Regions from separate parts of the Mus musculus genome. Here regions 1 and 3 are each linked to region 2. The links are chromatin loops, found by intact Hi-C in ENCODE. Cell type or tissue: heart. All regions are shown on one strand. Links, peaks and the distances in the headings refer to the core of each region. The heading gives the core; the rest is flanking DNA.

What was found. A loop is a pair of places that touch in the nucleus more often than their neighbours do. Peaks named below come from ENCODE experiments on the same cell type or tissue, not always from the same donor. Only the 100,000 strongest peaks of a DNase experiment are listed, where the experiment ranks them.
Region 1: it touches region 2 in a loop (7-fold over the local background); 25 of 42 quality-filtered maps call a loop at or near these places.
Region 3: it touches region 2 in a loop (2.4-fold over the local background); 3 of 42 quality-filtered maps call a loop at or near these places.

The regions. Positions count from the first base shown.
Region 1 is chr9:78,106,845-78,117,463 of GRCm38, forward strand. It overlaps Fbxo9 (f-box protein 9), which reads right to left and starts at 1,812. Exons shown (of 13, transcript NM_023605.2): 1 at 1,447-1,812. The coding sequence starts at 1,449. Cilk1 (ciliogenesis associated kinase 1) reads left to right here and starts at 6,394. Exons shown (of 14, transcript NM_019987.2): 1 at 6,394-6,611. In heart, for the core only: a CTCF peak has its summit at 3,004; DNase peaks (open chromatin) are centred at 1,737, 2,237, 6,387 and 9,167; H3K4me3 peaks cover 3,601 bases; H3K27ac peaks cover 3,116 bases.
Region 2 is chr9:78,170,536-78,181,154 of GRCm38, forward strand. It overlaps Cilk1 (ciliogenesis associated kinase 1), which reads left to right. Exons shown (of 14, transcript NM_019987.2): 14 at 1-1,575. Rn7sk (RNA, 7SK, nuclear) reads right to left here and starts at 5,098; the gene lies at 4,767-5,098. It overlaps C920006O11Rik (RIKEN cDNA C920006O11 gene), which reads left to right and starts at 5,379. Exons shown (of 4, transcript NR_040401.1): 1 at 5,379-5,500; 2 at 6,036-6,207; 3 at 6,464-6,558; 4 at 7,290-8,347. In heart, for the core only: CTCF peaks have their summits at 6,092 and 8,779 (motif pointing left); DNase peaks (open chromatin) are centred at 5,046, 5,396 and 6,106; H3K4me3 peaks cover 1,423 bases; H3K27ac peaks cover 1,509 bases.
Region 3 is chr9:77,912,146-77,922,764 of GRCm38, forward strand. Elovl5 (ELOVL family member 5, elongation of long chain fatty acids (yeast)) reads left to right here and starts at 5,220. Exons shown (of 8, transcript NM_134255.3): 1 at 5,220-5,381. In heart, for the core only: no CTCF peak of the experiment used is centred there; a DNase peak (open chromatin) is centred at 5,176; H3K4me3 peaks cover 2,614 bases; H3K27ac peaks cover 2,113 bases.

The DNA.
Region 1 (10,619 bases), core at 1,641-9,640, 64 kb before region 2:
GTTTACTTGGCTTACATTCCCACATCACTACTCATCACTGAGGAAATCAGGGCAGGAACTCAAACAGGACACAATGGTGGATGCAGGAGCTGATGCAGAGGCCATGGAGGTGTGCTGCTTACTGACTTGTTCCTGCATGGCTTGCTCAGCCAACTTTCTCATAGATCCCAGGACCGGCCTGCCAAGGGATGGTACCACCCACAAAGGGCTGGGCCCTCCCCATCAATCACTAATTAAGAAAATGCCCTGCAGGCTTGACTGCAGCCTGATCTTTCGGAGACACTTTCTCAGGTGAGGCGTGCCTTCCTCTCAGATGACTCTAGTCTGTGTCAAGTTAACATAAATCTAGCACACACTTTAAAACATTAATTTAAGGAGAGGGAGAGAGGGAGGGAGAGAGAGAGAGATCTGTAAAGAGAATTAGTGATTCTGAATTCTGGGTCATCTTTTCAGATGTGATTAAAAGTTTATCACAGATCACAGTTAATAGGTTTGCTAATATTGAAGATCTGGTACTGCACCAAACCCCACACCATGCCAGGCTAGTCGGAGGCTCAAAAATAACTAGTTGAATACAGAATGCCTATCTCAGAACAGAATCCATTGTTAACCTTGATTTTGACAGTAGGAACTGGAATTTTACTACATTTAGTCGATTTTAATCCCACTTGAAATAAGCAGGAGCTTAGTTAATCATCAGTATTTTCATAGTTGAAAATTACTCAAGCATCATGGTATAGTTTAGTGGGTTAGTTTCTTCGCAGATGAGATTAACTGAACATAAAGAAGGTTAAGGGCTTAATCGTGGTTTGAGGACTACTTTTGAAAGTTTAGAAGAAGAATCAATTAGTGTGTTTTCTGTGCACCAGACTAGTTTCATAAAATAAACCGTTGCAGCCAATTCATGTTAAAAAAAAAAAAAAAGCCACTTGAGTGTTCTCCCAGTCAGTCTGGTATCTTTCATTCTTAAATCATCCAGCCCTAGCCGGAAACTAGTTTCTTAAGTCACTGCAGAGCCTACATACTCCATGCAACAGTCCCGTGAGACCGGAGCTGTCACACATGGAGCTTGGCGCAGTCTCTCCGTCCGCACAGCAGAGAAGCGGCTTAGGCCCTCGCTATCAAGAAACTTGGCAAGAATCCCTCCAAGTCCAGTTTGCCAGCACTGCCTGCGAATATCCTACCAGGGCCACTGACACCTCGAGGGCGTGCGTCCCAAACGTGGAGCTCCCGAAATCATCTATGGGCCGGGCTGCCAGAACAGAAGCGATCAACAAGTGTCACCGCTTGCCAGGGCCACCTCCCTTGTGCAGAAGCCAGGACAGGTCACCTGAGACCCGACTCCCAGCTCGGACAGTCTGGAGTGACCGAAGCGGGCCTTTCCTCGGCTATCCGTCAAACCCTGCCCTCACCACCCGGCCCTTGCTGCCCTCCCTCCTCGGTTACCATGCTGGCCGGCGGCCGGCCCAGTCGAGGGGCTTCCCGCGCCCGGCTCCCGGAGGGGTGGCGGCTGCCCGGTGTCTACTCCTGCCCGTCTGCTGCAGCGCGGCTTAGCAGAGTTCTCGGTCGGAGAAGCGCACCAGGCAGCGGCAATAACTGCGGGCCCGGCGTACGGCAGCCATTTTCGCGGGACAGGGGGCCGGAGGCAGGCGCGCTGCGGCGGCCGGGGACTCGAGCTGCGGAGGGGTCGCCGGTCGCCAGCGGAGGCCGAGCACCGAGCGAAGAGCTGAGCGTCGGCCCAGCAGGAGACGTCTGGACGCAGCGGCGGAGCTGCCTGCTCTGCTGCGGAAACTGCGCCGCCGCGCCGCGCATGCGCAATGCCGTCGTCGCCGTCGCCGCCGCCTGCTTGGCTACCAGCCACCCGTCGCGAGCTAGGGTGATGGGCCTACTGTGTGCAGCCGTCGGTGGAGCTAAGCTGGCCCGCCTCACTCAGCCCGCCTGTTTGATGCTGAGAACACCCAGGCAGGAAGGAGCAGACGTTAGCTCAAAATGTTTGAACCTGAATTTGGAGTAGAGCCCCCTGAGTCGATCCTAATTGGACATTAGGGGACAGTACTTTAGGCGCCCTGGACACTGGGTGCCCTGTCAGAATGAGAAAAGAGAGCGAAAACTCAACAATCATTGAACCCCACAGACTCTGAACCGAAGAAAACGTACGCTCATGTGTGCAGCCGGAGAGTGGTAACAGCCAACGCAAGTCACGTCGAACTACAGATCCCACAATACAACGGGGGAAGGACGGCCCTTTTCAAGGCCTGAAACCCGACTCCTGAAGGAGTGGACACTACAAGGGACGCTGGGATTTGTAGTCAAATGTTCCACGTTGAGCCGGAACTTACACCCACCCACCCCCAACCCGGTGCCACTTCTTACAGTCCAAACATCCGATTCCACGTCAATAGAAGGCACTTGGATTGCACATTTTAGAACTTTTTCACCTACAGGCATATGCTAGCAAAACTTACGGGCTTCCTGGCCTCTGACAGACATTTAGACAACATTTATTGAGTTTCTGTAAGTGTTAGAACCTAACAGCCAGGACGCTACATTCACCCGACTTCACAGAACTTAAAATTTTATTGTGCTACTTTATTCTGGAGCTCAGAAATGAAGTACGTCTTCGGCAAAGACATGGAGGTAAAAGGGGAGGGGTGCAACTTGATTACAGTAAGAAATTGCAAATCCTGTGTATGTTGTCTATTTAGTTAGTTTGTATTCCACTGAGTCCAGTTAATGCTGGAATATTGCCTTATCTTTTGGGCCTGATTTTGTAGAAATTATCATAATTTCAGTAGGCTGATGAATACACCTGTCGTGACATATCCAAAAGACAGCATCTCGGAACACTCTTTCCTGTCCCCGGGCTCTTACATTCTCTCCACCCCATCTTCTTTAATGTTCCCGGAGCTGGGGGCTGGGGAGTGGATATAGATATGTCCCATTTAGGGCTGAGCACTGTCACCTATTCTCGGCAGATTTTGTAAATAATGGAATCCACCTCTAGGTGGAGACTGTCCTTGGCTCCTCCCTTATAGACTAATCTAGTGGGATATAGGTCAGGGACTTGGCCCATGGGATTACCCCTAGGAAGGTGAAATCAATTTAAGACAATGTCATTTTTCTTCCAGAATCTAGGGTGTCATTCCCTAGAAGCCACCATGAGATTCAGGCAGAACCAGGTAAACTTTTTCTAGCTAGAGACCAAGAATGCTTTTACATTCCTTAACTAAAGCTTTGAGCTTCCTTGTCCTCCGAAGTTCCCCTTCCGGTCGTGTTCCACGCCTGTTTCTCTGCTTCAGTCTCATCCTCCTGGCTGTTTCCCGTTTTACAACTCGCCAGTCCTAGTTTTCCTAGTTCTTGAGGTGCTGTCTGTGTCCAAATTTAAATTATTTTATTAATGAGACTAAGAACCCTGGAAGGAGGCTTCTATTTCCTCGGAATCGTATGGTGGCTCTTCGGGGACTTCCCCGAGATTTCTTAACTGCCTTTTAATTCCTTTCTTTAAAAGACTTGCTTACTGTTACTTCTGTGTGTGTACGCTTGTGTAAGTTTATGTGCCACCATGAGTGTGAAGGTTCCTAAACAGGCCAGAAGGTATCAGGTCACCTGCAACTGGACTTAGAGGTGATTGTGAGCCATTTCACATGGATTCTGGAAACCTAAACTGGAGCCCCTTGCAAGAGCAGCAAGTGCTCTTGACAGCCAGACCCAGCCAGACCGTCTCTCACAAAACAACATCAGCTAAACATCAGCTTTCACATGAAGTTTCCACAGTGTTAGAACTAGTCAATTTCATTGAAAGGGTTGAATGTTTAAGGTGGGCTGGCCAACTAGCACACGAGGAAGGTTGGAAACAGCATTAATCTCTGCATATAAAAAGACAGAAAGCAGTTTAACAACATGTGCATTTAGCAAAACAACAGTCAAGGGCTCCCTACGTGGGGCCTGTAACCTCCTCTTTCCTCCATAGGGCCATGGACTTTTGACAAGGTTGGAGCAGGTCTCGGAGCCAATCAGAAAGCAGCTGATTCTCCCTATAGCTTATATGCCTCTTGCATCCTTAGGCACATGTTGCCCAAATCCTATATTTCAGAACAGCCCTTCTCTATGGATGGTTTCATTTGTACACTACTAACTACCTATGATGTAGGTATTCGACGGATGCCAATATGTCAGTAGTTTTCTTTGTTTTTTAAAGGAGACTCTAGATTTCAGGTCTTTCAAGAAAAACACTTCTCCCAATGATCCCTTTAAAATTAGGTTTTAAATGGAAAAAATTTAAAAAAGACTAATAACAGACGTGATTTGAATTCCCCAGATTGGGGCTTGGAGAGATGGCTCAGTGGTTAAGAGCACTGACTGCTCTTCCAGAGGACCTGGGTTCAATTCCCAGCACCCACATGGTCTGTGACTCCACTTCCAGGGGGTCTGATGACCTCACACAGACATACTAAACCAACAGTGCACATAAAACAACAATGAGCCCTAAACGTCAGTTTTCAGATGAAGAGTGAGGATTGAATGTTTAAGGCGGGCTGGCCAATTAACACGTTTTCTCTTATCCAAACGAGTTGATGAAGTAGTAAAATTTAACAAGATAAATATTTGTGAAGATAAATTCAGTACCTACCTAATTGAAACCCTGTTTGCTTCACAGCAACAAGCCTGTTTTATTAAAACACAGCTACAGTTCACTACCGCTTATTTGTACTCAGTCATAACCAATAGCCGTCATCACTGGTTTTTATTATCTCAACATGTATTTACTGGGTCATAATTTCCCAAGGGCCAGGACTTCTAATATAAACTGCTTAGTAACCCAGTGGACCTCTGCCAAAGGTAGACAAAGGCAGTTCCTCTCTTTGCAAGGCAGACTGGCTTGAACTGTTAAGTTTGAAAATGTAATCATTTTAGTTACTTTTAAAGCTCCCCTTTATGAGCACTATATGACTTATTAGGCTCCTTGTCTTGTGTTCACTAAGGAGGACTTGTGATTTCCATTTGTCCTATGGGCTAGCTATCACATAGGTAAACAAGGAGACAGGTAAGGTTAACAGAAGCCCTGGGGAACTTGACTGTCTCGTAGGTTTCTTCAACAGTGGAGCAAAAGGAGTGATCTGAGCTTTGCTAGATTCAGGGGCTGAGAAAAACTGCCTGCAGTCCTCAGGATTCAGAGGCAAATAATGAAAGGAAAACGACATGACAAGTGTGTGTGGGGGGGCACTCGGTCTTATTTGTTAGACCAGCTCTCCTGTAGCTCATGTTGGCGCTTCTGCTTCCACTGTCACACGCAGGGGCTGCGGATGTGTAACTCCATCAAGCATGGCTGGGAAGAGTTAAATTCAAAAAGAGTTAAATTCAAAAGAGTTACTGATTTATTGGTCAAAATAGTGTTATTTAGAAAGATGTGGGTCTCCAGACCAGCAGCATCTGCCCCAAGAACTTCTGGTGTGGGGCCTAGCAATTTGTTTTTACTAGCCTTTTGGGTTACCACCCTGTGGAACGATAGAGTCCAGAGCCGGGTGGTAATTTGTTTTTTTTTTTTTTCAAAATGCTTCAAAGCTATCCTTTAAGATGATTTAAGGTGGGTCCCACAATAGTATATATGTATGTAGGTATGACTTATTTTAGAGAGGTTTGAGACTTGGTCTCATTACATAGTCCTAGCTGTCCTTGAATTCACTATGTAGACCAGGCTGTCCCAGAACTCACATAGATTCACTGCATCTGCCTCCTAAGTGCTGTGATTAAAGGTGTACACCACCACTCAGGCTTTACAATATAATTTATGTTGTGAGTTTGTTCTAGTGGTTCTCTGCCTTCCTAATACAGTTCCTCATGTTGTGGTAATCACCAACTTTAAAATTATTTTTGTTGCTACTTCATAACTGTAATTTTGCTACTGTTATGAATCATAATGTAAATATCTGTGTCTTCTGATGGTCTTAGGCCACCTTTGAATCCCCAAAAGGGTTAACCACAGGTTGAGAACCTCTGCAAACAGTGTTAGATTTCCTACCACTGCATAGAAAGGAGTGTTGCATCTCCTTGGTTTCTCACTTCGGAAGCTATCCATTCAGTCTTTCAAACTTACGTTGCAATAATGCTGAAATCATTTTTTCTACTGTGGTTAAATACAGACGCCAAAATGTGTTGTTTTAAAACATTGTGACTGTGCAGTTTAGTCGCATTGATTTACATTCAGGCAGGAAACTTTTTTTTTTAAGCGGGGGCTTCCCTTATTTGAGTATTTTGGGGTCAATCAGCCTGTCAGTGGCAAGTCTGCGGCTCCCCCGGGTGGGTTCGCCGCAGCCCAGAAGCTCAACGCTGCCCTCTGCCGAGCATCCGGGAGATGGCGGTGGTGCAGGGCCGCGCGGGGCCAGCGAGGGGAGCTGCAGGGCAGCTTTTCCAGGGAAAGCGGCTGGTCGTCCCCACTAGAAGCCACTCTGCCTTTTGTTTGTTTTGCTGCCGGAGGCCGCGGAGCGGCGGGTTCCTGCTGGATGCCACGCGCTGACGGGTGTGGACTTGCCGGGTTCGCCCGCTCGGATCCCACTGCCCTTGCCTGCCGGGCCCTCTCGGGTGCACGCGCCGCCGGGCCGCGATCGCCGCCAGTAAGTGGGGCTGGGGCTAGGGCTGGAGGGCTGCACTGCGACCTGTCGCTGGGTGCTGGGCGGTACCGGCTGACCCGAGCGAACTCATGGCCGGGAATGAGGGGCTGTGGCTTCTCAGTGGACCCGCCACGGTCTTGCGGGTCTCCTTTGCCGAGAAAACTCCCGAGCCCGGGGCTTTTGATGGGTGTGTTTATCTTTCAGTCTGAAGGAGCGGAGCACCCTGGCCGACTTGAAACCTCTTGCGGGTGGGTTTGTGGGTGGATGGGTGCTGAGGACTTGGGATTATCATTTGCCTAACTAGGCCCTTGTCCGTCCCACCCGGGTCTGAGCAGCACACTTGCTCGCAACCATTTTACTCAAGATTATCTTTTACTCCGGCTTCTTTCTTTCCACTCAAACCAGATGTTTGGAGGAGGATGTTGAAAGATTTTTTTTTTTTCAGAGAACAACGTTTATTTTTTATTGTTAACCTTTTAAAAGTTTGATACTAGCATGCATGGCTTGTACAGGAGGTAAAATTAATGCATCTTTCTGCAGAGGAATGTATTCATTTCCATTTATTACTAAGGAATGGCTTTTACTAAGTCTGAGGGAGATTCCACCCTGGATTTTGCCCACCTGACTGATATCTGAGCTAGCAAGACTGTTTGTTTGTTTGTTTTATAATTTTGAGCCCAGCACTCTTTGTATTGAGAGGAGTTTGATAGTTAACAGTTTTCATTTCACCCATTTCCTGGTGAGTCGGGGCTTCCAGGTGTGTCTCAATAATGAATGGAGCTGCATATGAAATTCTTAAAGAGCTTTAAATCAGTGTAGTTGACATATAAATTATTTGCAAGACCTGTGCCTTGACTCTGTGCGTAACTGTTACAGTAGCTAATGTATGCATAAATACGCACATCTGAAATAGTTTCTGAACAATTTGGTAGATTCTTTAAGGCCCTCTACGAGCCTGGACTTGGAGAACACTGTAAGTCAGAGTAGAACCAAGGACAGTGCTGGGAGTGTTTAACTTAGGATGACATCCCATGGACCCCCTGCCTCTGGGGTGCAGCCTTCCAGTGTCCACACACACACACACACACACACACACACACACACACACACACTTTTCTGCTCTTTCCTTTCCACTTTGCCTTGTCCCTTTTTTCAGTCACACTGGTAACTGAGTGGGAAGAGGGCAGCTTCAATTCTTAATGAGACCAACCAGTTTCCCATAATGGAGGCGCGTGCTGTGGGGTCCAAGAAGCCTGCCTGAGTAGGCGTCCTTGCCAAAGGAACTGAGCACATATACTAGTCACAAAGAATCTTTTCTCCTACCGAAATGTCCTCCCTCTGTGCCATGCGCAATTGCTGACAGGATAAGGAGTCAGGAAAGTGGAGCCTCACTGACTGAGTGTCCACTCACTCTCTCAGAGCCCTTCTCACAGACTCCCTGTTCTGTTCTGGTTTTTCCCTCACAGCTTTCTAAGGTTCCTGACAAATCAGGGGGTTGTTTCAATTTTCAAGCATTTGAATTCTCTTCAGCCATTTTCCCTCCATCAGTGAGTCACCAAGACCTTTGAAGTGTGTTTCATATAGTCTCTTCCTTCTGCATCTAATCTAGATCTTGCCCTTCCCTTCCTGCAGCCTGAAACATTGTGGAGCCACCTTGTCGCCGGCCCCCCAGGCCTGTTAGTGAGCCCTCTCGAGTGTTTGCCCTCTCTGTCCTCTTCCTCTGCTTCCCGGCTAAGTCTTTCACATGGTCACTTTTTGTTATATCTCCTGGCCATGCGACCTTTAGTTTATCCATTGTGTCAGTTCTTCACTAATCCACCTGAGTTTTCAAGTCCATTCATAATGAACCTCAGCCTTCTAAATTCTCTGCACTCAGTGTCCTACTGTGGGGGCGACTCCTTCCCCCAAACGGAGATCATCTTACTCTCTTTAGAGCCTCGCTTTATCCTCCATACTCCCCTGTGCTAACAGTACCCATCTCTGGGGGAGGAAATCCTCTTGTGTGTTTGTAAACACATTCATGTGGGTATGCAGGTGTATGCGCTTGCATGTGTGCGGCCAGAGGTCGACACTGGTTTTCTTCCTTGGTCACTGTCTTACATTTGGGAGCCATGTCTCACTGGCTCCGTTAGGTTAGAAGTGAGGCTGTGTCTTGCCTTGGCTTGCATGTGGGTGCCGGGGATTTAACTCGGGTCTTTATGCTTGCACAGCCGATACGTTATCAATTCCCAAGTCCCGTGAGTCTTTCTGTCGTTGTCGCTACTCATTTCTCTCCTTGTCCCTAAAAGTCTTGAAATATTTGTTCACCAGCCTGCCCTTACACTGTTCTCTCATTGGCTTACGTTATCTTAAGTCTCTTGAGGCCAGGAACCGTATTTTATGGATGGCAATCCATCTTTCTGGTTTCAGAGTCAGGCAGAATTGTGGTTGGGCTTGGCGTTACTCTTTAGTCACATGGCTGTGTCAGATTCTAACAGGCCAGTAGTTGCGTAAAGATGGTCCACGGGGCCTACTCAGTAATGGCCGACCATGGCGTGCTTCTCCCTCTGCAGCTACTGGCAGAGTCCTAAGCAAGAGGCACACAGTTGGTAGGTTTGTAGTAGAGAACTTATACTTGAGCCTAGAGGAGGACCGGGCTCACCAGACAGTGATTCTTGCCCTTAGCGTCAGTGCTGGAGCTCACAGTATTCCTGGCTGCTGCTCTGCTACTAGGATCTGTTACTATTTTTCCTTCAGACCTTGCCAGGAACATTTCTGCCTTTAAAAAAAAAAAAAAAAAAAAAAAATCAGCAACCTCTCCTACTTCATTTTGTGGAACCTTGTCAAGTTAAAGATAGATCTACCCAATGTAGTCATATGCTTATGAAAGATACATGACTGTATGTTTTTATCTATTTATATTTATTTGTTTTGGTTTTTGAGACTGGTAGTTTGAATGAAAATGAACCCCTTGGGCTCATAGGGAGTGACACTATTAGGAGGTGTGGTCTTATTGGAGGATTGTGGCCTTGATGGAGGAAGTGTGTCAACTAGGAACAGGCTCTGAGGTTTCAGAAGCACAAGCCAGGCCAATATTACTCTTTCTGCTGTAGAACTCTGAGTTACCTCTCCAGCACCATGTCTTCCTGCGTGCCACCATGCTTCCCACCATGATGATAATAGTCTAAACCTCTGAACTGTAAGCAAGCCCCAGTTAAATGTTTCCTTTCTAAGAGTTGCTGTGGTCATGGTATCTCTTCACAGCAATGAAACCCTAACCAAGACAGAGAGGCTTGCCCTGAAGCCCAGGCTAGCTATAGATTTATGGTGATCTTCCTGCCTCAGCCTCCCAAGTGTTGGGATTGAAAGTGTGAACCATCACTCCTGGCTTTGACTGCGTGCATCTATGCACGGCTACTTACCTGCTGTTGGTTTCTGGATAGAATTCTGGGTATAGTGACCATTGTAGTTTCATCTCTGTTGCTGAGATAGAACACAGTGACCAAAAGCAACTTAGGGCAGTTGACTTTCCATCATGGAGAGGAGTCAGGCAGGAACCTTAAGCAAAAGCCATGCAGGAATGCTGCTTGCTAATGGCTTATGCTTAGTTAGCTTTCTATCTACCTACCTATCTATCTATCTATCTATCTATCTATCTATTATAGGTAAGTACATTGTAACTGTCTTCAGACCCTCCAGAAGAGGGCATCAGATCTCATTACAGATGGTTGTGAGCCACCATGTGGTTGCTGGGATTTGAACTCAGGACCTCTGGAAGAGCAGTCAGTGCTCTTAACCACTGAGCCATCTCTCCAGCCCTTAGTTAGCTTTCTTACAAATCACCTGCTCAGGATATGGTGCCACCCACAGTGGGCTGGGCCTACCTACATCCACAGTACAGACCAATCCAGGTAACCCTTCAGTTGAAACTCCCTTCTAGGGGACTCTGAGCTGTGCCAAGTTGGCAGTGAGAGCTAAGGAGGACAGTGGCTTTTCTGTGTAAGTTGATGTGCAGAAAGGAGCAGGATCTCG
Region 2 (10,619 bases), core at 1,508-9,507:
GTTTGACGCCATGAAATTGTTTTCCTTCATGTTCTGTGGACCCTAACTTGGCTTCCCTTCCTTGACTAGCAAACAGCTTCCCTTCTGAAGTTAGCCATGAAAGTTTACATGAGAGCGGCAGCTGTGCAGCTGAGCAAACCAGCTTACTGGAAAACCAAATTCTAAAGAACTAGCAAGAACCGCAGACGTACGTTTCTCTCATCCAAATGGGTAAAGGGGAAATTGTATGCAAGCTATGTGCTATAGACAGAAATAGCCCTTTGTAAACAGAGATAGTCGAATTTGCCTATCGCATATATTTTACCTACTATAGAATTATGAAGTGAAAAGCAAAATGCTGACAGGAGTGAGGGGTTAGATGGCACCTAGTCATGACTGTACCTCATTTTCAATTGCAAAGCTTTGGAGGGCTAGAGAGTGGTCCAGAGGTTAAGAGCACCAGCTGCTCCTCCAGAAGGCCCAGGTTCGATTCCCAGCACCAAAGAGACAGCTCACAACCATTTATAGTTCCAGTTCCAAGGACTCTGCCCTCTTCTGAGGGCATACAGTGCACAGATATGAATGCAGACAAAACACCCATAGAGAGAAAGTTTAAATTATATTGCATCAAAATAAAGGAGATTTATTATTAAAAGCAATATCAAAACAGCTTTCTGGCAAGTCAGAGTGGCTCATTCTGGGCCTGGTTTGTTGGCATGGATATGCTGAGATGCCCAGAGTTTGCCTCACAGAGACAAGGGAAACTATGTTTGCATAAAAGCTGCTGCTATTAGAATTGTTTCCTTTAAGGTAAGTCCTGTTAATTAAGGAGTGTAGAAAGCTGATCCCGAAACAATGTATCACAGTTCTTGTCTAAGGAAAACATACAACTAAAACAGCCATACTGCCACGTTCCTGAATTCTTAAGACCTGAGTACAGGAAGGCAAAATGTGTCAAGTGAAGGCTCCTTTCCCTTTCAGTTCCAAGGATAAATACCGTTGGAGCTAATGGGCACCATCTTTTCCTGTGAAGTCACATTTCCATAACATCAAGCCATTGTCTTGTGCCATTGGGGGGTGGGAATGGTGGGGCAGGTGACACAGGTCACTGTATGACCAGAAGCGATAAGTTTCTAAGGAAATATTTGACATACTTATTGCTTTATGTTGTTCTAAGCAGATGTTTGTTCAATAAACTGGGTAGGTATTGTTTACAATTGTCTTTACAATTTCCAAACTAATGTACTGTATGTTTGTATAATTTATTTGTATGGTCTGCTCATGTAAATTATCAAGACAAAACAGGGGCTCGTATCATCCTAAGGGGTGTTGGTTTTTCCTTAAACACTGATATGTGACTTGAACACCAGCTGGACAAAGCCTTCCCAGCTCCCACATCTCAGTACAGAATGCAGTTCTGTTCCACTGACTCGATTCCAAAGCAACCTTCGCACCATTAGAAGGCAAAGCACAGGGGGTAAAGAGGGACCCTCCTGAAATACAATGTTACTTTTTGAATGATTTATCCTGAGATCTTTGAGGATGTTAATACTATAGATGGAAACTTCTGCTCCAAATAAAGTTAAATTCAAGAAACATTGACTAGAATTTTTTGTCTTTTGTACCGTTTCAGTAGATGGTACCTTTAGGACTGAGAAGAAACTGCTGTTACTGTAAGGACGACTGTCCGTGACTCTCTGGCTAGTCTTCTTTTATTAATTAATTCCTTTGTTGCCGGGGCGTGGCGGCGCACACCTTTAATCCCAGCACTTGGGAGGCAGAGGCAGGCGAATTTCTGAGTTCAAGGCCAGCCTGGTCTACAGAATGAGTTCCAGGGCTACACAGAGAAACCCTGTCTCAGGAAAAAAAAAAAAAGAATTAATTCCTTTGTTACTATAATGCCTCCTTAGTGACATATTTTGTCTGCATTCATGACAGTAGAATTGGAAATATATGCTTAGGGCAACATAACAAGTAAATTATTTTTTTCCAGAATTAAGCAAAATACATGACCAGAGATATATTTTTTTAAGTAGCTTTCTTTTAAACTATTTTAACTACTTATTGTTCCTGTTTTCAATGTGCTTAATTCGCTTTTTTTTCCAAGTCACATTCACCTACAGATTGTCTTTAAAGAAACTCATAGTTTACAGAGTACTGGCAGTATATTCCAGGAAATTCATGTTCTGAGTACTCTAACTCATTGAGTAAATATTATAGGAATTGGATCTCCCAGTTTAAGTTCTATTAACTCAACAAGTTAGAGACTGTCTTTTAGGCAGCTCAACTTGTCTGAGAATGTCTCTCAACAGGCTTTACTGCTCATATGTTTGGAGAGGGAGGGGCTTAGTGTATCTGGTTGGTTTCAGGGACTTCCTAAAACCTTTGAGTTGTTTACTTCCTGAATTAATGGGTTTCTTTATAGGATAGAATGTTTTCCCTTTAACATCCTGTCTTAAGGAGATGGAAAATGTAAGGTTCTATCTCAGAGGAAATTACTACACAACAAAAGTATAAGCAAAGACTAAAACAATGTTTCTTTAATAGTCCAAGGGATGGCACTCCCCAGACCTCAGGCTTAAGCCTATATGAGATGTTATTTATACAATTATTTCTCACTAAGGACGTTTTTCTTGCTAAGAAAAAAAATGCTACCCAGATATGGATGTTATGACTTGAGCTCAGTTCACTACTTGCAGCCCCTACCTGCAGCCAAGAGATAGACAGATTGATTGTTTAACGTAGAAATTAAGTGATGGGTAACTTCCTTCTCTCCCTCCCTCCCTCCCCTCCTCTCTCCCTCCCCAGAAGCTATCTGGAAGGGACCTCACCTTGATTCTGGTCATTCCAAGAGCCAACCCAGGGCCAAAAAACATCCTGAGTTCCAGTGGATTTTGACTTGGACATTTTAAAAACATCCTCTGTTCTGACTTCTCCTGATGCCTTTTCTAGAACTCATAATGCAGACAACACACTCTTACTTACTTCTCCCCCATGTCTTTTTCCTGACACCCATTCTTCCCTATACTTCAGAATTATACAAGCAAAAAACACTGATGTACTTTAGGGGTACCCCACTGTCACACCCAGTGTTCCCAATCACTTGGGAGAAACAAGGTCACTCATCACCCCAATTCCTGATGGCATTTAAGGTCGCCCCTGACAAGAACAAGAGGTAGAAACTAACTAGGCAGCTTAGGGTAATAAGACCCCAAGAAAAATAACCATTTTTTTTTCTTGGCTAAGAGCCAGAAATGAAAGACTGGGGAGACAGCTGAGTGGTTTAGAGCACTTGTTACACTTAGAGAGGACCAGAGTTCTGTGTTCTTGGCAACCCTTTGGTGGTTCACAACCATCAGGAACTCCCAGTTTCAGGAGATCCAACACACTCTTCTCAGCTCCTCCGGCATCAGATACACATGTGGTGCATATATAAATAAAAATGTTAAAATGCAATAAAAACTAAAAACTAAAAATGATATCGGGGCCTCTTGACAGCCTTGTCCTTGCCAGAAGTGTTAATGAGGGTGCTAATCCCTGATTTTTAGTTAGGGTTACCTTTTGAGGGGGATGGATATTAGTGTGTAGTAATAAACGTGTATTAAGATAAAATTCCTTCTGGTCAAGAGAATAGAACCTGATGAGCTAGTTGGGCCAAGTCAATCACTCAGTGAAAGAACCACTCTAGGGAGTTTACTGTAATTCATGCTAATGAGGCAGAACAATTAGCCTTACAATGAGACATTGTCTTTTCATTTTCAGAATGTCAGTCTACAGGGTCACCAATCTGCCTGCTTTTCTAAATTATACAGAAAAGTGTGATTTCTTCTCTCTTTTCTAATCTAAGCATGCTTCCATAATGCTTGGGCTTCCCCAGCATTTTGGGTCTTCTTACTCTTTCTCTAAAGTTCCCTCTCCCACCATGAAGCCACTTATCCGTGCTAGACTAAATGGGATGACTTTGCTCATTACCTTCTCCATTTTCCTCCTTCAGCAGCTTAAAGTTACAGCCTACCTGTCCTGGGTGTTTGCCTTTTCGAGTGTAATAGCATTTGTCCTAATAACATTTTTTTAAATAAATAAATTTAAGCAGGGACTGGTAAATAGGCTCATGCTCTTATTTCCAGAGTTTGGGAGGCAGGCAGATCTCTAAATTCAATGCTACCCTGGTCTACAGAGAAAGTCCCTGAACAGCTAGGGCCACACAGAGGAAACCTGAAACAAACAAACAAGTAACTAAATAAATGTTTAAAACAAGAGAGAGAGAGAGAGAGAGAGAGAGGAAGGAAGAAGGAAGGAAGGAAGGAAGGAAGGAAGGAAGGAAGGAAGGAAGAAAGAGAGAGGTGGGGTAGAACTGTTCCCAGACAGAATCTTTGTTACGACTGCTTGGAACCTTCACCTGAACTCATATTCTCTCTCTCTCTCTCACACACACACCTTTTAAACATATTTACATCTCTATTTACATCTATTAACATAACAGAATTTTTAAAGATTTAAAAAATTTTTAATTAAAAAAAAATTTTTTTCCTGTCTCTAGCTGCATAGTCGGCCATCAGTGGAAAGAGAGGCCCTTTGGTCGTGCAAACTTTATATGCCTCAGTACAGGGGAATGACAGGGCCAAGAAGTGGGAGTGGGTGGGAAAGCGTGTGGGGGACTTTTGGGATAGGATAGCATTGGAAATGTAAATGAAATAAATACCCAATTAAAAAAATAAAAATATATATTTTTTTTAAGTTAAAGAATAAAATAAAGTTTTAAACGAAAATTAAATTGCAGGAACTACAAAAGAAAGGCAGACTGCCACATGCAGCGCCTCATTTGGATGTGTCTGGAGTCTTGGAAGCTTGACTACCCTACGTTCTCCTACAATGGACCTTGAGAGCTTGTTTGGAGGTTCTAGCAGGGGAGCGCAGCTACTCGTATACCCTTGACCGAAGACCGGTCCTCCTCTATTCGGGGAAGGTCGTCCTCTTCGACCGAGCGCGCAGCTTCGGGAGGGACGCACATGGAGCGGTGAGGGAGGAAGGGGACACCCGCCTAGCCAGCCAGATCAGCCGAATCAACCCTGGCGATCAATGGGGTGACAGATGTCGCAGCCAGATCGCCCTCACATCCGAGAGTAAGCAGGCTCTTGGTAGGTATATAAGGCCATAGAATTTTGTAACTTTACACATGTGGTGACCTTATGTAGCCGACTGTACTTGATATTATAACAAATCCTGAATCCGTTTTAGGGTTAAATAATCCTTTTTATACTCGCTTCGTTCTAAGTTTAAATTAAAATACTTAAATTTAGGATGTTTTTACTGTTAACCAAAATGCTTTGGGGCTATGCAAAATACAACAGTTTGGATTGGTTAAACCTTCCGAAGCCCCGCCCCCGACGGCCATGTCTATTCTACGGCCCGGCTCTGCTCCTGGCCCAGGCGCCCGTGTCCGGTGCGGTCCCATACGAGATGGGTTCTCTGCCTTCGGTGCGTGTCGGCGCCTCTGCCAAGGCGGAGCGGACGGCGAAAGGTAGACCCAGCGCATCTCCAGCTTCACGAGACTCACGCGGCCTTCCGTGGGCCGTAATCGTCTGTCTCCCTCTGTGGCCGAAGTGACACACCGAAGCGAGTAAAAAGCTAATTCCTAGAACAGTGTGATGCACCCGGCCCTCCGTTGGCTTCCCGTGCCCTTTGTAGCTAAATTTGGAAAATCCTGAGTTTCTCAAAGTCCAAGAACTTTATAATGTGCACTGCTAGGCTAATACCTTTACAACGAATGCCCCCCAGCTTCCCTGAATCGGAATGTGAAAGTGACACACTGAAAACCAAGGCTAAGGGTTCTGTCCTTTCTTTCACGTGTTAAAATGGTGGCATCTTTTTAATGCGCGAGGGAAAACGCAACAACAATAATAAAACACTCCTCCCAAATCCTGAACATTCAGTTATGTCCAGAAAATTGGGATGAAGATAGGACTTTGCTTTACCGCTCTGTACTGCGTTCGGGTTTTTTGTTTGTTCGGTTTGTTGTTTGGTTTTTGGTTTAGTTTGGTTCGTTTGTTTTCCAGAAAGGCCGAAAGCCATCGTGACGTCGAGGCACAAGCTCCACTGTCCTAACAGTAGAGGTCGCATGGAGTTCGTGAGACGGGCATTAGCTGCCGCTGGAGCTGTACCCAGCCCACCGTATTTTCACAAATTAGCCAGACAATACGCCTTCTCTTCGCATCACTACTGGTCCGGGTCAGCCATAAGATCCTTCCTGTTAGGGACTTTTCTTTGAACTAAGATGTAATTAACGGGATTCATTACCCCTTTTAAGTTACCCTTGGTTTCTACGAGGGATAACAGGTAATAAGGACAAAGGGAAGTAATGTAAATTTTGTCAGTTTTATTGATTATACACCCTCTAGGTGAATTTTCTGTACCTGCGTTGCACGGTTGGAAGCCTTGTTTCCTGGCCTGCGAGTGCAAGTTTTGCTTTTGTTCTATTCTTCAGCTTCCTGTGGAGATTTTCAGATACAAGCAAACAAAACATTGCATAACTCTGTGTGCAGCCCTTACCCGGATGTGTGCAGCTTTAGGGTGTGCTTGGTATGTCTCCTGCCTCCTCTTGGTTTGTGGGAGTCTTTCCTCCTAACATAGTTTCATATGGGAGTGCCACGATTTGGTATTTATTTCCAACGGGTAAAGGTTATCACACCCACCAAAAAATCTGCAAGGCTTTATCCTCAAAGCAGTCTGTCTCATGCGGAGTTTTTACTAATGTGTCTCGGTGCTGCTCTAAACAAGGTCTGTAGACTTTACACTATGAATAACTTGAGATTTATAAAAATGTTGTAAAGTTGAACCTCAGAGCCCTCAGTCCTCCCGGGTGCTAACGCCTTACATAACCATGATAAACTGAGAAGAAAAGTGTTACTGGTGTGCAAGTAAATGGGCAGCAGACTTAATTATGATTTCAGTGTTTCTACTAAAGTCCTCTTACCAATCCAGTATCCCACAGTGTATCTAGTCATGTTTCCTCAGTTTCCCCAAGGCTAGGATGGTTTCTCAGCCTTTTCCTTGTTTCAACCCCTTGACGTAATTATTGAGACCATCAATGAGGATTCTCTGGGAATAATTCCCGCCTCCCCCACCTTGTCCTTGGCTCTTGAGTCTAGTCCCTTATCTCACAGAAAGTCCTATGCCTTGGATATGCCCGATTTCTACCTTGTGATTGGGGGAACTGTTTGTGTTGGTTTATTTGTGGTTTGGTTGGTTGGTTGGTTGTTGTTGTTGTTGTTGTTTTAACAGGTGTTTCTTTGCTTTTCTCAATGTCACAGCAGGAGGAACAGGATATCCAAATGACCTCCTTGGAAAACAATGGTTAAGGAGCACTGGGACTCTGACAGGACCTGGGTTCTCTCCGACCCCTTTATTCCCCATGCCCACTGCCCCACATGTGTGTACACATGTGCTTCTGCTTGTGAGCACGCAGGAGTTCATTGTAGAGGGCATCTCCCTTACCTGTTGTCTCTCTTTGATTTAAAAAAAAAAAATCTATTCTTACAAACCCCTATATATACATGTTGCCTGACTTAAAGTCAGGTCTGGGTTACTGCCATCAGTCCCAATGTTCACAGAAATGGGAAACGAGAGGGGTGGACCAGTGGGGACAACCTGTAACTTGGACTTCTTAGATCACTCCTGTCCCTCCCAAGACACCTAGGACTCATCGGGTCTAATTTAGTCTAGGAGGTGTGTTTCTAGATGCATCCCTGGAGTACAGTGAATGCAAGCCAAGAAATAATTTTTTCTTCCCAATTTCATGGTCTCATCCTGACCTACAGCAGATAAGTAAGGATGATTCCATTTCTGTATTCTCTCGAGCCCATCCCCCTCTCCCTGCCGTAGAGTCGGGAGTACCCTTTTTTTTTTTTCTTCTCAAGACAGGGTTTCTCTGTATCACCCTGGCTGTCCTGGAACTCACTCTAAAGTACCCTCTTAATTAACCATGCTTAGAGAGGAATAAAAGGACAAGACCAGAGTTTCAGCTACCTTGGATTCTGCACCGACTCAGGATCACAGTCAGTTTGTGTGAGGTCACCAGTTTATACCAAACAGGTTTCAAGGGGCCACGGACAGAACTGTCTTGGTCAGAATCAGCTGAGTCTTGCAGACATGATTCTACTCCAGACCGTTTTGTCTCTAGAAGAGAAACTTGCAAACATTCTGCCTTCCTTTTCTTTTCTTTGGGAAAGTAAATGCTGTGTTAGAAGTTTGGACCAGAATTCTCGGACTTCACCATCTATGGATGCTTCGCTTTTGATGTGTTTGCCTGTTTATAATCTATTTTATTTATTTTGGAAGATTTTCATTAATAAAAAGTAATGAAGACATAGCCTTGGGATTTCTTTTTTCTGGCCCTCAGATCAGATTCTTAGATCACTGGCAAATGAAAAGAGGTTTCCTGTTAGTTTTGTTCGTAACTGTACTCACCGGAACAAAGTCTATACACAGTTTGCCAGTGGGGACGTGTCCCAGCAATACCTACAAGGGTGAGGCGCTTCTCATACAAATCTCAGAATAGACTAATAACAGGGAGGGAACGCCAGCAACCAGAGCAGTCATCATCAGGGTGTGACTGCCGGTTTCAGAAACAATTTCCTTCTTATATTGAATATTTCCCAGACCAGGGGCTTAATGGTTCAACCATTAAGAGCACTGGCTGCTCTTCCAGAGGTCCTGAGTTCAATTCTCAACACCCACATGGCAGCTCACAAATATCTATAATTATAGTACTATGGGATCTGATGCCCTCTTCTGGAGTGCAGAAACAAAACACCCATATACATAAAATGAATAAAAGAAATAAAGAAAATGTCCAGGCCCAAGTTCTGACAACAGGTAAGGAGTACCCTACATATTGTTCTGTCTCCTTTCAAGAAAAATCTATGGAAATTTTTGTGTAATTTGGTAATCTCTGGAAAGACTGATCATAGAATTTTATTTTATATTACTACTACTACTATTGTTGGTTGTTTTGTTTTTGAGACAAAGTCTTACTATGTAGACAAGGTTAGTTTGAGCTCACAGAAATCTGTCTGTTTCTGCCTTCTGAGTGCTAGGATTAAAGTCACATACCACTGTGCCCCACTGAATTTTAAAGTTGAAAAAAGCTTTTAAAAACCACCTTCAGCATTGTGGTATCTTGCGCGCGCTCAACTGGCCAGGAAGAACGACGCTGCTACAGGATCCTTCTGCACACATTTATTCAGTCCTGTTTCTTCTTTCTCCATATATCTCCCTTGTTTATATCTCCCTTGTTTTTATATCTCCCCTGTTTGTATCTCTCCCTCGTTTATATCTCCCTTGTTTTTATATCTCCCTTGTTTATATCTCCCTTGTTTTTATATCTCTCTTGTTTTTATATCTCCCTTGTTTATATATCGCCCTCGTTTTTATATCTCCCTTGTTTTTATATCTCCCCCGAACCCTGGGCCTCTCACTCCTTTTATACTCTCAGTTCCCATCCACGCACAGCAGGCCACGCCACCTCACCAGGCATGCAGCTTCAGCTAATCAGGGCAGCAGGGGCAAATCTCCATCAAATTGGATTCACCTGTATCCTGGTACACCTGCGCAGCACTCAAGATGTTTGTGTCTTATATGAGGAAGTCAGGTGCAAGTCATACGACTTAGCTGCAGTCTCTGGCGCCTTTAGGACTGCCGCCACACCTGCTCCTAACATCTCCCCCTTTTTTCTTTTCTGGCAGAGAGAATGTCTGTAGATAGCCCCCCGCAGCCATGCCCCTTACCCGTCCTTGGGTGACAAACAGCATTGGTTTGATCCCTGTCTTAGGTTGGTGACATGCCCAGGGAGTCTTATCACTGACTACCTCTCAATCATGCCAAGCCACACCTGGGGAGATTGTGTTTTGCTTGCGGCAGGTGCATCAAAAGGCCAGGATGTTAATGAACCTATGGCCAGATCTTAATTGCTGCAAGCAAGCCTCATGGGTGAAGGTAGAGGTCTGATCCCCAGTGTGCAAGCATAGGGGCCCTACACAAAACCATCCCTTAGGCTCATCACCCAGAGAGGTCTTGGCCAGCTCCCGTGTCGTTTTTCCTAGGGGAAGGGAACTAGGACACTGAACCTTCATGCAATCAGACGTGCCTTCCACAGGATGCCAACAGCAAGCTATCCTCTGTGCAGTGCTTAGCCTCGCACCCCACGGCATAACGCAGCATAATTTCTTTTAGAGCAGCAAACCGAATCTGAGGAGATTGTCCCGCCTCCACTGCAGCAAAAGCCTATGCTACCATGGCGAAAGTGCGGGCCGCACACTCTGCACCTAACACATGTGCCAAACACAAAACACACACACACTATAACAAGCATACATCCCAGGGCTCTCATCCCCGCTCATCTTCCCTGAAGCAAGGGATAGATAGCCAGAGGGGCTATCTCTTTAAGGGGAATTCAGGGATCAAAAAGCGTGGAAAAATTTGAATGTCATGTCGAGCTGGTATCGGCTTCTGGAATACCGAAAGGATCTCCCATCTCGGCTCCATCCTTTGTGCTTGTGGGATCATCCACCACATCCACAGGGGCAACTGGATCAGGAGCCTCATTCTTGCAGCGTCTCACCAATCTCTCCAGCACCCAAAGA
Region 3 (10,619 bases), core at 1,405-9,404, 260 kb before region 2:
AGACAAAGGAAAAGGATGAAGTAAATGCACATTGGAACTCTAAAGACTTCAATCTTCTGTACCAATGAGCTGCATGGTAATAACATTGTATCCTGTACGTCCTGGTTTTAATCAGTTTTCAACTGCCCCAAATAGATGCTCAGAAAGTGTTTGTTTAACGATTGCAAAGGGCAGCACGCTATGTAATCATTTAGATTAGAAGTCAATGCAGCACTTTGACATAAGGGGATGTGTGCGTTTGGAAGGAAAGATACCATGCAATCGAATGGCAAGCAATAGTCTTCAAAAACTGATTAAGCCGGTGCTGAAGAGATGGTTCACTGTTTAATAGCATGTGTTGCCGTTGGAGAGAACCTGGGGTTGGTCCCCTACAACCCCATGGTGGCTCAAAACCATCCCTCACTCCAGTTCCAGGGAGATCTGATGCTTTCTTCTGTACTCCCTGGGCACCAGGTACTCACATGATGCATATGTGTACTATACAGGTAAAACACTTGTGAGTATAAAGTAAAAAGAACTTATTTTATATAATTAAGCTGACTCAAAAACTTGTAAATTTTCACTTGAATCTTACGTGGTGAAAAGTGCACTTGAAACTGTGAGAAATTGTACTACCATCTTTTGGCATGAAAGAGTATGTCTCCTGGGTCAGGCGCACAAAAGCAAGGCTTTTCACAATAGACTTGTAACCAAAATACCAAATGACCTAGAGTGACTACATCTTTTAAGGCTAATTGTTAGAGAACTTGTTTTTATAAATTATAGAACTGGGGCAAAGACTATTGAGTACATATGGCCAGCTCTAACAGAATATATCTTACTTTGAAAGTATCCTTAGCCAGGGTTCATTCCCTAACTTCAGAAGCCGTATCACTACACTCTACCAGTTTACACAGCTAATGTTTGGCTAACAGTAAGCTTATCAACAGCTTTTTATCTAACCTTTAGCTCTTGAATAGATTATTGAATCAAATAAATTAGTTTTAAATTTTATCTTGATAACCAGCAAAAGAAAAGACTCAATGATAATCTGACTTGGTTGAAAACCTTTATTTCCACTTAGATAACAACTTTATTGAGATATGATTTATAAAGCATGAAATTCAACCAAGTAAAGTATAGACTCCAAGCATTTGAAGCAGTTAAGAACTTCCTGAAGCCAGGTCAAGACTTTAATTTTACCAACTGGCTTTGCAGCCATAGATATACCACTTGAGTATTCTATGGCTTTATATATATATTTAATCATTGTGCTGTTGACAGAATAAAGCCAGGGGATTGGAGAGATGGCTGAGAGTTTAAGAGCGCTTGTTCTTACCAAGGACTGAGGTTCAATTCCCAGAACTCACAAGTGGCTCCCAACTATGCACAGGATATCAAGTGCCCTCTTCTTATCTCTTGGGGCACTAGGCACACATGTGGTACACAGACATGCCCATGAGCAAAGCATTTATGTATGTATATGTATATATATATATATATATATATATATATATGTACAATAAAATAATAAGAATGATTTCAATCAAGCTTTACTGGGAAAGGTCTTAGAAATTTATCAGTATTAAAAGAGAAACTGGTACCAGTTTTTAACTTTATTTTTAAAATGTATATGAGTGTTTTGCACTCGCACACGTGTGCATGCACGCACACACACACACACACACACACACACACACACACACACGTCATGTGCATGCCTGGTGTCTGCAGAGGTCAGAAGAAAATATTCAGTCTCCTGAAACTGGTCTTACAGATAGTTGTGAGCTTCCAACTGGGTGCCTGTAACTGCTGAGCCATATCTCTGGCCCCCAAAATTTGACTAATTGTTGTAATAAATATAATAATTTCTATCTAATGGGAAAGTGTTTGATATTCAAATTAATGCAAACTTGAGTTTTTTAAAAAGAGATTTATACTTGTGTGTGTGCTCGCATGAGTTTATGTGTGTCACGTCTGTGCATGTATGTGAGGAGGCCAGAGAGTGTCAGATCCCTTGGGAATGGAATTGCAGGTGTTTGTGAGCTGCCTGATGTGAGTTCAAGTGTTCTGTAAGAACAACAAATGCTCTTAAGGGCTGAGCCATTTCTCAGTCTTGCCTTCACCCTAATTGTATTGCTCTGAGTCCTGGGATACAGTCCTAAACAGTAAGCTTATTAGAGGATCAGGTAATAACTGTTAAAAAGCAAATGTGGTATGTTAAATAGTAATGAGTGCTAAGGAGAAAAATAGTAAAGAGGATACAGAAAACAGGAGGCAAAGGGGAAGGTGGTATGGAGTGACAGAAAAATGTCATTTGCTTCCTGAGGAGGTGGTGTTTATGCAAAGATCATAATGAAACAAAGTTGCAAGCCTTAAGCCATTGCTAGGTTAAATCCTTGCAGACTTAGAGAACCAGTAAGAGCCAGGGTTCTGAGCTGGTCTAGTGCTCACTGTATCCAATTAGGCTATTGTTTTAAAAAGACCACAATGTCCAGCAAGGCTTGGTTGTGGAAACCTGACTGGGGCGATGAGGGAATGACAACGGGACAGACATGCTTACAAAAAGTGGAACAAGTCACTTTGATGGGATGGCACCTACGACTGGACAATCTGGAGCCTCAAGAAACTGCTAGCTAGTCTTAGCAGATCTCCATAGGGGAGCAGTCTCAGGCTCCAAGGGAAGGAAGCTAAAGTTGCCTTGGCATACTGGCCAGTCATTCTTCTATACTCCCACTTGGACCAGAGGGAGGCTTTGCTACGTCTCTGAGCCTCACCCAGGTGAAGGTGCTGCCAATTCCCTTGGGTCTAAGGCATTGGCCTTTGTCAACCATGCACTCAGTCAAGGCTTCCTCTGTTGCACCACAGGAGGTGGATACTTTTAGAAGATTAGAAAAATAGCAACATGCTAAATAATTAAAGTCCAAAGGCTTTTGTTAGGATTTGGGCTTTAATACTCTGTTGAGACGGGAAGTTGATAGGTAGTACTGCATTGACTGGAAAAAACAGGAGAAAAAGAAGAAAAAGAGGAAGAAGAAAAGAAGAAAGGGGAGCAAGAGACCTCAACAGATGGTACAGTGTCATTCTTAGTATAAAACCACAGTCATCCTAGATTCTACTCAACTTGGAGATGTTCAGAGATTAACATAGATTTTTCACTTTAGAGACAGGTTTCATTATGCCATGCAAATCGAACAGTAGCAGCTTCAGTCATTAGAATTCGGTATTATAATGAAGCTGTTAATTGCATTTTTAATTCAACTGCAGCTGCTATTGCAATAAAACAAATTGCCCAGGATATTAAATAATTCCTTCCTCAAAAGTAATACTGAAGCAGTCCTTACATACTTGGAAGTGTATTAGAGGAGATGTAGGCTCACTGATAAAAACGAAGAGCAAAGTGTCTGGGGTGGGGGGTGCTGCCATAATTTAAAAGTAAATAGAGAATAAAATTATTATTTAATAGAAAAAACACATTTTTTTATATTACCACATGAACACTACTAAAGAACTATCTCAAATCACATATGCTAGGTAAAATGGCAGGGATAGCTTCTCATGGTTCTTATAGTTCCTGAGGCCAAGAATCCAGTTCTCATGGTACCCAAAGCACTTCTCTTCCATTCCATCACTTAGTAAGCCTGGCACTGAATAGGGATTTTTTATTTGGGAAAAAAATAGCTAAGATGGGAGGTTATACAAGTTCTGTGCGTTTCTTGCAGATTTACACTTGAATTCAAAGATACTAAAATGGGGGTAGCTATGAGGCTGGTCATTTCACACCTTGTGGAGTGGAGTAAATTTAGCTGCTGTGTCAGGGAAGGTCCCGCCTGCCTCTGATTGCATATGTAAATTACACACTGGGAACCCTAGGAAGAGAAGAGTATGCCTTGCTAGTAAATAGCCTAGAGAAGAGTTAAGAATCCTGAACAGGAGGAACACGGATGGCAAGTGGAGCTGAAACAGGGATCAAACATGGCACCGCTGAGTTCATGCTTCACCCATTCAAAAAAAAAAAAAAAATGGTTAGGACTTCTTGTCATACTCCAGATTACAAAGAACTGTCGCAGATGATGCCTCGAGCCTTGTAAATGCCATTGAGGGGAGAAACAAGCTAGATTTAGTGCATTACTTGCCTACAGATCTTAGCGGTCCCTGGTATGTGAAAGCTACGAGACAATTACAATGAACACGGTGAATGCTAGGAGGCCAGGTTGCACAGATGACCACTCACATGCCACTTGAACGACACTTCCTGTATAGACAGACAGACATGCACTTATGGTTAGCACTCAGCACTGTTGCGGGGAAGGCGGTCCTTACTCAGTGTTTATAGAAATGAATGGCAACTAATTGTTATTGCTACAGCAATTTGTGAATGTTTAAATTATCTAATGTTTATAGTTTGTATATTCGTATTCCTATGACAGTGGTCTGGGTCCTGGAACATTGCTGAATATACAATAAACATTTTACTATAATTTAAAAAAAATGTTTCTACACTGAATGACTGCTTGGCTGTGTTGTGTCAGTGGGTGTAAAGCAAAGGGGGCACAACAAAAGGTTACATTTCTAACGTTTGAAGTAAGAGTTGTAGGCCTTGATTTATCAAACAGCAGCGAAAACTAGAAAGGCTCTTATGTTTGTACCTGCGTCCCTTTTAAGTCTTTGAATTTGCCCAGCTGAAAGACATTACAGTATTTCATTACAAGACTGATAATTTCGTAGAGTAGAAATATCAAAACTCCCAATAGTGTGTGATCAACCTATCCTAGAATTACGGTTGCAAAGTTCTGAGTGATTTCTGTTGCTTCAATTTGCGCAACAGCAGCTCCACCTAGGTTTTAGAACCCTTGCTAAAACCATGAAAAGGGTCCCCTTCACAATGGTGGCGAAACCCGTTAGGTGGGTGGGCACCTGCCAAAACAAAAACAAAAACAAAAAAACCACCGCCAAGCCTGCCCCTGCCCCCCGGCTGTTGGAAAGAGTTCAGGGCATCCAGAACTTCACTGTGGCTATTGCGCAGACTCTGCGTCCCACGCAGGCTTATTAGGAAGAAGCAAGAAAACTGCCCCGAGACACGTGAACCACAGGAGACCAACCCTGGCTTCCTCTGCTCACCGCATCTGATTCTGGAATTTACAATCACGAAAGTTCTATCGCCCCAGGATTGGTTCCAAGGCCGCATGACATCATAGCGCTTGATCCTGCCTCCGGGCTCGGATTGGCTGGCCGCGCCATTGTGACGTCACGGTCAGCCCACGCCGGGGTTGAAGCTGCCGGGCGCCTTCCTCTTGCATCGCGGCTGCAGCTTGCTTCTGTTCCCGCGCCCGCTTGCACATCCTCCTGCTCGCGCGGTCCTGCTGCCGTCCGGTGCTCCCCGTAGCCGCTCAGGCAGAGAGGTGAGCCGCCTGCTTCAGGAACTTGGCGGGTGCCAAGGCACTGGGGTGCGGCCAGGCTGCTGGCGCCGTGAGGTCCGGGTTGGGCGGGGGGCGGCAGGCACCGTGGCCCGGCGAGCGCGGGGCGCGGGCCGAGCGGAGCTCCGCCGGGATGGATGCTTTCGCACCTGTTCGTGGGTGGCAGCCACTTTGGCGCACTGACAGGCGCGGAGATCGCAGGGAAGGATGGCGGCGCGCTTGGATCTTCCTCCGAGCTTTCTCTGAGCGACCGTAAGGGCTGCCGAGGAGGAGTCCGCGTGGGTCCGTGCAGTACCGGGCTTTGGGGCCGCGCGCTGGCCTTTCCCTGCTTTCCTCTCCTTTGCTGCTGCCAGGGACGCCCGCTTTCCCGCGACCACTCCAGCGGGTATCTGCAGCCCAGCCTGCCCCGGGAGGGTGGAGACGCGGACGCATAGCTGCGGGTAACGGCCTGGAGTCTGCGAATCCATAAAGTGCGCTGCTCAGAGTTTTAGGGAAAGTGTCCTTTATTGTTTGCTTGCCAGCAAGCCTTCCCCTTCCCCTATCCTTGAGGTGGAGATAGTAAGGTCCAGAGAGAGTTCTTTTTAGACGATCTTGAAGCCTTCGGCACCTTTGAACTTGGCGTCCCTGCTCTAGATTACATTATGCTTATCTCCAGGCGCCTTGATTGCAAATTTGAAGGATGCATTGGATGAATTTTCGTAAGGGGAGGGGGCGATTGAAAGAATGCAACGCATGACTCCCTAGCTGGAGGATACCCGGGGAGAAGTCTGATAAGAAATTGTGGGGGAGCGAGCAGCCCTCCTCCCAAGCCTCGACTGTCTTTCTGTTTTTTTAATGTCAGGGCTGGTGGCAGGAAGTGTTTTGTACAGTTGTACAGGAGGGCCAGTGTTGTCTGTTGGTTTTGTAATTCGTTCCTCTAACCGCTTGGCAGTTATAACCTGTTGGTTTGTACTTGCAAGTCTTTGTGCTTTTGCAAAGTCTCAGGCCACAGCATTTGGGTCAAAAATCTACAGATACAGTCAGCTTTGCATTAGATGAATGCGAATGCACACCGTAGATTTTATCTATGGCTGGGCACAGGTGCATCGTTTATCTAGTCAGTCCCAGTACTGCCGGGTTTCTCTGCGAAAGCTCTGACCTTGAAAAAAAAAAAGGGGGGGGGGCTACTTTCCTTTGAGATTTTTCTCCTGATAACGTCAGTGCCAGGAACATCCACCATAGGCCATCTCCTTTTCTATTCTCTTTTTGTCTTTCAGTTTGGAACTGAAGACAGAAAGGAGGAATGTTATATACTTTCACAGAATGGAGGGTAAACTTAACCATGAATAGGAAACATGGGTGTTGGGTTTTTCAAAATAGGTAACTAGTAAGTAGTTCTTACTTGACTCGGTTTCCTTGTCAGCCAGCCGGGTCCCATGTAACTGATTTATTTATTAGGTGGTTTCAAGAGACTGTAAATGGAAGAACCCAACAGGGGGTCTGCTAAATAGTGGTTTGATAAATGTTTCCTTTTCCTTCCCTGGGATTAACAGTGTTTCTCTTGGCCAGAGCCTTAGCCTTTGGATGCCTGTTGTTCACAGAATTCTTTCCCCCAGCAGTTCCGCTAATTACTGCTTGTGCTGCTGTTAGAGGGGAAGTACTCACCTTTGTGCTAGATTTCCAACTTGAAGTCTACATACAAATCGAGGCAAAATTGCCTTGTCTTCCAGGAACTATGGCAGAGTAGAGCATATTTGTTGCCTAACAAAAAAACTCTGACACACACTAACCTTCCCAGGGGTGTGTGTGTGTGAGGTGTGTGTGTGTGTATTCTACTTTTGCCTGCCAATTCACAATATCATAGACCACTTCCTCTCAGTTGCCTGTCTTTTCCTGCATGCGTTCCCATTCAGAGGCCATTCACATGGCTGCTTTCCCCATGCCTTGTTTCTGTTTTTCCTGCTGCAGAGAGCTGAACCCAGAAGTTCACACGTGCTGAGTAAACACTGCCACTGAGCTCCTTCAATCCTGCGTCATGAACTGATGCTAAGAACAGATTTGCTAAGTGTTTCTTTCCACAAACCAGGGTCCTCTAGGGAGTCCCATTACCCATCTTTTTGTTAAAAAACCTGGAACTAGCAGCCAGGTGATAGTAGCACCTGCCTTTAGTCCCAGCACTCAGGAGGCAGAGGCAGGCAGATCTCTATGAGTTCAAGGCCAGCATGATCTACAGAGCTAGTTCCAGGGCTAGGGCTGCACAGAGAAACCTTGTCTCAAATCACCCAAACAAACAAACAAACAAACAAACCTGGAGCTAAGGCCCAGAGATGTTGACTTTCTGAAAAACACACAGCCTTATCTCCAGGATTCCAGCTTCTCACTACATCTGTCTGTTGTTGGATTGTTTGTCTAGTCAGCTACATGTCATTTATGTAATTGTGCTATTTGCTAACTTAAAATACTCTAACCATGTGCTGAACCATCTTAAACCAAACTCAGCACGTGTGAACTTCTGGGTTCAACTCTCTGAGGCAGGAAAAACAGAAACGAGGCATGGGGGAAAGCAGCCATGTGAATGGCCTCTGAATGGGAATGCATGCAGGAAAAGACAGGTAACTGAGAGGAAGTGGTCTATGGTATTGTAAGTTGGCAGGCAAAAGTAGAATACACACACACTAAACCATAGGATTAACAATTTGCTGCTTCTCAGTCTGCCTGAAGTATGTTCCTGTATTTATCCTATTCTTGATTCATTTGTTTTAAGACAGGGTCTCATTGTAGTCTAGGCCGACCTCATCTTAGGGGTTTCTGAAAGGTCAGCCCTCAACTTCTGATCCTCCTACTTCTATCTCTTAAGCACAGGGATAATAAGGTATAGGTTAACATTTGGTCTGGGCTGTGCTGGGCATGGGACCCAGGTCTGGCAAGCAGTGTACCAACTGAGGTATGTCCCCAATCCACAATTCATTTTTATTAACTTTCTGACTTAGTGGGTATGTGTTAAATATGTCCATGGCTGGGGTGTTTGGATCCAAAGATGAGTGAAGCAGTTTGTGATTCCAAAAGGCTTCTTGGTTTGGCTTACACTGGGAGCCCTTTTGTGCATACTTATTTTATACTTTACACCAAAAGAGAGCCAGAGGTAGGTTTCTGGGACACATGGCACAACTGTCCGTCAGATAGTGCAGTGCCTAATAAGACTGAATTGGTCAGGGTGCTTTTGATTCACGAAGCAAAGCCCAGTTTAAATAAGCTTACCATCGCACCTTTGTAATGGCCTTGAAAGCAAGACCTTTGCTCCAGTGCACTGCAGTCCTCTGACATGCTGGTTATAGATCCTTAGGCTCATTTTACAAGATGACTCCTAGGAACTGTCTGGATTCCCCCTGAGGTGCTTTGCTTTAAGCCTCGGCCCCTTTAAGCACGGCCAGGCAGAAGGATCCGATAACCTGGTATTCATCCCACCGGTGGGTTGACTCTCAACCTCACCTAACTGGCTGCTATACTGGCTGTTAGGGAGGGCTTGCATTAACACCAGGTTGTTGAAAATAAGGGGAAGTTTGGAGTGTGAACAAGTATGGAATCACTGAACAAGAAGGAAGTGCAGGTGACTGAAGCTGGTAGAGACAGCAGAAGTCCGACTTTAGCCTGGTTGTGCTGTAATAACGGCTAAGTTATTAAGGTGGTGGTGTCCGAGTACTAGATCACTTCCTGAGATCGGACCTCACTCAGACTCTATTAATTGATACCAGAGGATTCTTACTTTATAAGAAGATGCTCAGTTTAGATACTTGCCCAAGGTCACAACTCATGCAGCCTAGACGGTGCTGGTGCCAAATCCTGTCTTCTTTCCTGAGATGTCTCGTAACAGAATACTACAAGTAGAGCTCCCCCCCCACCCCCCCCCCCCCCCCCCGCCCCGGAGTACACTGGGTGCTGTGCTTAGGAAATAGGGAAATAGGAGTCTTGTCGGCATATAGGATGGCTTGGCTAGGATGGAGGCTCGGATTGTGGAGAGAGCCTGAGATTATGGAGCGGTAACAGTCTGGCTTACCTCCCACAATAAATGCATGTGACAGACTGAAAAAGCACAGGCTCGGGATTCGCGGTTCGAGTAAAGCACACGTGTACTAGCTAGTGTTGACGTTTGGAAAGGCATGGGCATTGGTGGGTAAAACTGGCTGCGTTGTCCCTTATCTTCACCTGCTATCAACATGAGAAATTAGTTTTGAGCCCTGGTGTCTGTCTGTCTGTTTGTCTCTCTCTCTACCCCTTCCTCCCCCATTAAAGATGAAAGGTTAACATTTCTTAGTTTCAGTTTTGCCAAGAATAAACCCTTTGTTTCTGTTTGGCAGTGGATTGAGAATGAAAGTTGAGATCTCTTAGGTCTCAGCAGGACAACTGGTGGGGGGATTGAAGCAGTGGAAGCAAACTGCTGCTCTTCTGACTTTCGGAGCTTGGATCTAGGAGATGTTTCAGCCTAGGGAAGCAACTTGTTAAGGTAACACATCTGACCCAATGTAAGTTTCTGTGATAGGGCCTCCCTCCCATGCCCTGATTTCAACCCATAAATGTTACTGTACCAAACTCTGTGACCCCGGGCTTAAAACAGTCCGACTTGGTGCGTTTTTAGACGTTTAAATTGCAGCATAGAGAGGTGACTTGGCTTGGCAAGCCTGAGGACTTGTTAGGTACTCAGAACCCAAAGCTGAGGGTGGGGTCTGGGTGGGAGCTGGGAGCGATGGCATCCATTTGTAGTCACAGCACTAGGAGACATTGGTAGGCAGATTCCTGGAGGTCCCTGACCATCCAGACTTGACACCTCAGAAAGTTACAGACCGATGAGACACCCTGTTGTGTCCCCAACCCCAAAGGACAGCGCCTGAGGTATAATGGCATGAGGATGCCCTCTGGCTTCCCCAAGCCCACAGGTACACAACTACACAGAGACTAGATTCCTACCCTTCCTGTCCCTTCTCTCCCCACCTGTTGTGTATGACATTCAGTTGTAATTGTAGTCAGGTAGTAAGGGGTACCCCAGGACTCCTTATTGCCAGAGAGACTTTAGTGCTTTTGGCTTCACATCTTACATTGTTTGAGGTTTACGATTTTTCAGTGTTGATTCTGGCTTGCTTTTTCTAACTCGAATAACCATTTTCTTGAAAAACACTTGTGACTTTTAAGTGCGTTCTTAGTTCCTATATGAGGCTAGAAATGTCCCCTCATGCTCGGGATGCTTTCTGC